Regions from separate parts of the Homo sapiens genome. Here region 2 is linked to region 1. Evidence: read pairs that join two places in POLR2A ChIA-PET (ENCODE). Cell type or tissue: HCT116. All regions are shown on one strand. Each heading gives the region's core, and the rest is flanking DNA. Links, peaks and the distances in the headings are about the cores only.

Region 1 (3,458 bases), core at 439-2,938:
ATGAGGCCATGAGGCCTGAGGCACCCCTAGACCTAAGCCTTCACCATTAGGAAGCACACCCCCCCATTCCTAATAGGGTATCGTGTACAAGTGGGTCCAGCTGGGGTGCTACTGCTGCCTGGACTGCTGGTGCAGTCCAGGCTAGTACTGACATCATATGGTTTGAAAGCAGGTATGGGCAAAGTGGTTAATAAGCTAAACTCAAGGCAGTGTGAATGGTAATCACCAAGGAGGTGACACCTAAGGTAATCTGCGCCAGTAGCTGGGCAGTTTATCATAGCTTATGTATGCAAGGGGCCTGCGTACCCAGAAGCTTATGTATGTATCGGGCTTGTGTGCCCAAGGCTTGTGTGTCAGGCTTATGTGTCAAGCCTGTGTATGTATTGGGCCTGCATGCCCAAAGTTTATATGTCAGGCCTGTATGCCAAACCTGTGGATCAAACCTGTGTGTCCAAGGCATATGTCTCGTTTGGCCTAGGGGGTGGAGTGTAAGGTACATATGGATGTGCTTTGGTCAAGGAACAGGCCGAGGTGGATATCCAAGGCCTGCGTAACTCAGTGAGTTTGGTGCGCAGGCGCACACCTTCACTTGTTATATAACTTGTTTGTGTTAAGTTCATACTTGGCTCTGAGCCACTATTGTCTGCCCTGTTAATGCTGTACGGGGGACCTGGGGGCTTGGCTCGGCTCAACATGGCTTGACATGGGGGATGCACTGGCACCCAGAGAAAGAGAGACAGAGAGAGCCAAAGCTGTCCATTTTACAGATGGACAGGAGGGAGCCAGGACACAGCTTGGCTTGCTCATGCCCAGAGAGAAAAAGAGTTAAGCTGCTGACCCTGAAGGCAAGGGAAAGCCTGCTGCACAGGTGTATGTGGGAGCCACCAGACTAAGCAGTTGAGACAGGGTGGACAATGTAAAAGAGCTAGTTTGAGTAAACCGTGTAAGAGAGCTGCTGCTAAATAAAACCATATTCACCTGCCTACAGCCCATCAAGTGTTCTTTCTGCTCATCCACCCACTCCCCTCAGACTTCAGCATGGCTGGACCCAGACACCAGGATCTAACAAGTGTTTTTCTAGCAATCATAATCTATTAATTGAATCTTTCTTTGGAAATCTCTTCCAGACCCTTCTGGCCTGCTCCAATCTGTATTGGTTCCTCTCTAGGCCTATACCACTGTCTCATTGGTATCTCCCTTTACAACCATCCTAGTGGTTTACTTTATACCACTCTTTTGGTTGTACCCTTCATTTTGTGTCATATTTTTCCTCCTGCTTGGTTTACTCCTTATTTTGGAGGAGCCATCCCTGGCAGCTTCCTAAATTTTAAAAATATTTTACTTTTTTTTTTTTTTTTTTTTTAGAGACAGGCTGTTGCTATGTTCCCTGGGCTGACCTCAAACTCCCGGGCTCAAGGGATCCTCCTGTGTAAGGAACATGGCTGCAATGCAGCGAGGCAGGCATGGGCCAAGGTAAACATCCCACATGACTCAGCAAGTTTGGAGTGCAGGTGCATAACTTTGCTTGTTATATAATCACAGCTACATAGGCATAACATGGGAAGGCTCATCACTTGGCTTGGAGCCACTATTGTCTGTAAAAGGTATAACTGCCCTGCTGATGTTGTACAGGCATGCTCTTGCCCAGAGAGAGAAAGTGTTAAGCTTCTGACCCTGTAGAGACAGCTGGCTTTGCAGCTGTGTGTGGGAGTGGCAGGAGTCACAGAGCCAGAACAGGTAGCTGAGACAGAGACAGACAGTGTAAGAGAGCTGCTGAATGAAACCATCTTTCACCTGCCTATGGCCCCTTGAGTGTTCTTTCAGCTATATAAGATGGGGGTCTCACCATGTTGCCCAGGCTGGTCTCAAAATCCTGGGCTCAGGTGATCCTCCCACCTTGGCATCCCAAAGTTAGGTATTACAGGTGTGAGCCACCATGCCTGAACTCCATCTTGAAGGTAGAACTAACAAGATTTACTGATAGGTAGAAGGTGGTGGGGTGTGAGAAAGAGAGGAATTGAAGATAATTCCAAGTGAGTCTGGTGACTTTTCCATATTCCAAAGATAAAAAGAAACTCATAACTTTTCATGTTTTCTCATATGCAGCAATAGATACAAAAAGACAGTGGAGCAGTGTTTCCTGTTTTAGGGGAAAAGGATCACAATTTTACACTAGTATGCTTGACTCTCTTTGAAATGGCAATTTACCTAGGCAGCCAGAGAGATTGGCTAGCTGAGATCCAACTAATTTTAGGCAACTACAACAAACAAGAAGAGAGAGAATTGGGGACAAAAAGAGAAAGACTCAGCACAACAGTCAAATCACATCAGCGAAGTCCCTTAAGCCTCCACCACTTCCCTTGCTTTCTTGCTCCGGCAGGGTCTTAGCTTGTCAGCCAGTTCCATGGCCACTCATCATACTCAGGGTGAAACTGGCCAGCAGAATGCTGCAGCCTTGGGGTGGGAGGCCTAGCTCAAGCGAAATTGAATAGCCCAGTAACTGACAAGTTTTGAGGGAGTGCAAACCATCTATCAACAGATATTTTTTTTCCCTTAAGAAAGAAGAACTGTAGCAAAATGACAGATGAATTACAATAAAAAGCTCAAAAAAGGGCAGGGGTGATATATAAGAAACAGTGATGAGTAGGCGGGGCGCAGTGGCTCACGCCTGTAATCCCAGCACTTTGGGAGGCCAAGGCCGGCAGATCACGAGGTCAGAATATAGAGACCATCCTGGCCAACATGGTGAACCTCGTCTCTACTAAAAATACAAAAATTAGCTGGGTGTGGTGAAATGTGCCTGTAATTCCAGCTACTCAGGAGGCTGAGGCAGGAGAATTGCTTGAACCCGGGAGGAGGAGGTTGCAGTGAGCCAAGATCCCGCCACTGCACTCCAGCCTGGTGACAGAGCGAGATTCTGTCTCAAAAAAAAAAAAAAAAAAAAAAAGAGGCCGCGGGCGGTGGCTCTCGCCTGTAATTCCAGCACTTTGGGAGGCTGAGTGGGGAAGATCATGAGGTCAGGAGTTTGAGACCAGCCTGGCCAACATGGCACAACACTGTCTTTACTAAAAATACAAAAATTAGCCGGGCATGGTGGCGAGTGCCTGTAATCCCAGCTACTCAGGAGGCTGAGGCAGGAGAATTGCTTGAACCCGGGAGGTGGAGGTTGCAGTGAGCCAAGACCACACCATTGCACTCCAGCCTGGGTGACAAGAGCAAGACTCTGTCTCAAAAAAAAAAAAAAAAAAAGAAAAGAAAAAGAAACAGTGATGAGTAAAGAAACTGACAATGTTTACAGCTGTATAGATTAAATAGTTGTTGATAGTGGTTTTGATGTTTAGTGCAATTTGTCAGAAAAGATTCTTAGAAGAGACTTAATAAGAAAGATGAATAACAATGTTGAACTAAATCACAACAAAAGTGGAAGTGAGTTATAAGGCAGAGGAGAAAGAAAATCT
Region 2 (3,458 bases), core at 423-2,922, 210 kb after region 1:
GCCTTTAAAATTTAATGTAATTATCTTCATCTGGAAGAATTCTCTGTTTTCTCTAGCATGGGTCAAAGGTACCATTTCTGTGCCTCTATTGTGATTGTGGTACTGATCATGTAATAGTAAAGGGTGTTTATTTCTTTGTTCTTGTAGATAGAGATTGTTCCATATAGTGAAAAAAAGTTTTCAATGCATAAAATAAAGTAATGGCTCAGTAATTTTTTTGTTTTTGATAATAAGTATCTAAAAATTTTAGTTTGTTAATATCATCTGTTTATGAACTATTTTCTTTTTAAATAATGACAAAATCCAAGCTAAACTTGAAGACTGTTCTCCATATGGATAGAGATGTGCTCAAGGAGTACAAATAATATAATTTTTATCACAAAGGAGATTAATGTATTGCTGCTGAAAACATTAATGCCAGAATCCAGTGGCATTTAGCTTACCTGCTAATTTGAAATATTTGTTACTTCTTTGCCCCTGCCTAAAATTTGTATGCCTATATTAAAGTTTTGTCTTTTGAAAATTGAATGTTAAGAATTTTGGCTTGGCGTGCTGGCTCATGCTTTTAATCTCAGCATTTCTGGAGGCCAAGGTGGGAGGACTGCCTGAGCCCAGGAGTTCAAGACCAGCCTGGGCAACATGGCGAGACCCATCTCTTAAAAAAAAAAAATTATACTTATTTTCTAAATTAGATTTGAAAATATTAGAATTATGACTAAATGTCATAGAGTTTTATTTAACCAAAAAAGAAGTGTAATGCTTGCCAATTTTTCTTTTTTTTTCTTTTTATTTATTTATTTTTTTGAGACAGAGTTTCGCTCTGTTGTCCATGCTGGAGTGCGGCGGCATGGTCTTGGCTCAGTGCAACCTCCATCTCCCAGGTTCAAGTGATTATCGTGTCTCAGCCTCCCAAGTAGCTGGGATTATAGGCATGCACCACCATGCCCAGCTAATTTTTGTTTTTTTTGTAGAGATGGGGTTTCGCCACATTGTCCAGGCTGATCTTGAACTCCTGGCCTTAAGTGATCCGCCTGCCTTGGCCTTCCAAAGTACTGGGATTATAGGCGTGAGCCACTGTGCCTAGCCTCAATTTTTCTTAGGAGCCAGGTTGAAAAAAATTATGAGACACCTCTTTTCTCTCCTGATTTCTTACCCATCTTCTGTTTCTGAATTGCAGTTACAGATGTAGAGCTAAAACGACTGAAGGATGCTTTCAAGAGGACCTGTGGACTCTCATATTACATGGGCCAGCACTGCTTCATCCGGGAAGTGCTTGGGGATGGAGTGCCTCCAAAGGTTGCTGAGGTAATCTTTTTGTTCTAAGTTTTCCTTTGAGGTAGTTATCCACCTCCACCAGCCTAAATTCCTGAGGGGCCTTCTGCTCTTAACAGATTTAATCTTACCTGTAGTTATTTTTCTTCCTGAGTGGGTAAACAATGTTTTGTTTTAGATGTCAACGTGGCTGTGTTCTTAGAGGTCAAGTGGGAGTACTACAGAGCTGTAATTCTGTTTCTTTTGTACTTTAGAGCTTTAATAGCCACTGATTATGATCATAGGAACATTTCCATGATTGGCTTCTTATTCTTAGAAAGTTAATCTCTGTGACATAAAAATTTTTATGTTGCAAATATGTTTTATAAATTTTATGTTAAAGAAAATTTTCTGTATAGTAAAACATAGTTAATTCTATAAAATTAAATGTTGTAAATGAAATACTAACTTATTGGGACTTAATTAAATTTTTATTTAAGTTCTACTAAAATGTTTAGGTAGAAATAAAATGTGCTAAGTTGATATATTCTGTTTCTAAAAATAATATGTTTAACCGGCGCCACTGTGCGTCCCTGTAGTCCCAGCTACTCAGGAGGCTGAAATAGGAGGCTTGCTTAAGCCCAAGAACTCGAGTCCAGTCTAGGCAACATAGTGAGACACTGTCTCTAAAAAAAATAAAATAAAAGTTTACTATTTTGTAGTTATGTACACAGATGTACATTTTGTCATTCTAAATGAGAAATAAGAATAAAATTTATTGGCTGGGTATGTTGGCTTATGCCTATAATCTCAGCACTTTGGGAGATCGAGGCAGGAGGATCACTTGAGCTCAGGAGTTCCAGGCCAGCCTGGGCATAGTGAGACCTCATCTCTACTTAAAAACAGCAACCAAAAAAATTAGCAGACATGATGGTGTGTGCCTGTAAGTCCCAGGTACTCAGGAGGCTGAAGTAGGAGGATTGCTTGAGTCCAGGAGTTTGAGGCTAGAGTGAGCTATGATTGCACCACTGCACTCCAGCCTGGGTGACAGTGAGACCCTGTCTCAAAAGAAAAAAAGAATAAATTTTATAAGATAATAAAAACTATGGCTGGGCAAGGTGTCTCACACCTGTAATCCCCGCACTTTGGGAGGCCGAGGCGGGTGAATCACGAGGTCAGGAATTCGAGACCAGCCTGGCCAACATGGTAAAACACCATTTCTACTAAAAATACAAAAAATTAGCTGGGCTTAGTGGCGGGTGCCTGTAATCCCAGCTACTCGGGAGGCTGAGGCAGGAGAATTGCTTGAACCCAGGAGGCGGAGGTTGCAGTGAGTTGAGACTGTGCCACTGCACTCCAGCCCGGGCAACAGAATGAGACTCTGACTCAAAAAAAAAAAAAAAAAATAGGAATTTTAGGCTTGGTATATTATATAGAACCATTCTTTGCCATTTTTAATTAACCCTAGTTTCTATTTCTTTTTATTTTCTTTTTTTCTTTGAGACAGAGGTTTGCTCTTGTTGCCCAGGCTGGAGTGCAATGGCATGGTCTTGGCTCATGGCAAGTTTCGCCTCCCAGGTTCAAGCGATTCTCCTGCCTCAGCCTCCTGAGTAGCTGGGATTACAGGCTCCCACCACCATGCCCAGCTAATTTTTTGGTATTTTTAGTAGAGACGAGGTTTCACCATGTTGGCCAGGCTGGTCTTGAACTCCTGACCGCAGGTGACCTACCCGCCTTGGCCTCCCAAAGTGCTGGGATTGCAGGCGTGAGCCACCATGCCTGGCCTTCTCTAGTTCTTTTAATTGTGATGTTAGAGTGTTGATTTTAGATCTTTCCTGCTTTCTCTTGTGGGCATTTAGTGCTATAAATTTCCCTCTACACACTGCTTTAAATGTGTCCCAGAGATTCTGGTATGTTGTGTCTTTGTTCTCATTGGTTTCAAAGAACATCTTTATTTCTGCCTTCATTTCGTTATTTACCCAGTAGTCATTCAGGAGCAGGTTGTTCAATTTCCATGTAGTTTTGCAGTTTTGAGTGAGTTTCTTAATCCTGAGTTCTAATTTGATTGCACTGTGGTCTCAGAGACAGTTTGTTGTGATTTCTATTCTTTTACATTTCTGAGGAGTGCTTTACTTCTAATTATGTGGTCAATTTTAGAATAAATGCGATGTGGTGCTGAGAAGAATGTATGTTCTGTTGATTTGGGG

Evidence for each region. Peaks named below come from ENCODE experiments on the same cell type or tissue, not always from the same donor. Only the 100,000 strongest peaks of a DNase experiment are listed, where the experiment ranks them.
Region 2: POLR2A ChIA-PET joins it to region 1 with 5 read pairs; 2 of 35 experiments call an interaction of 5 or more read pairs at or near these places.

Annotation. Positions count from the first base shown.
Region 1 is chr17:60,556,112-60,559,569 of GRCh38, reverse strand. No RefSeq gene overlaps it. Among named protein-coding and RNA genes, the nearest start is that of LINC01999, 6.7 kb to the left of the region's middle. RefSeq lists a silencer at 1,395-1,595. In HCT116, for the core only: no CTCF peak of the experiment used is centred there; a DNase peak (open chromatin) is centred at 1,507.
Region 2 is chr17:60,343,328-60,346,785 of GRCh38, reverse strand. USP32 (ubiquitin specific peptidase 32) reads left to right here. Exons shown (of 34, transcript NM_032582.4): 2 at 1,178-1,305. Among named protein-coding and RNA genes, the nearest start is that of USP32, 47 kb to the left of the region's middle. In HCT116, for the core only: no CTCF peak of the experiment used is centred there; no DNase peak of the experiment used is centred there.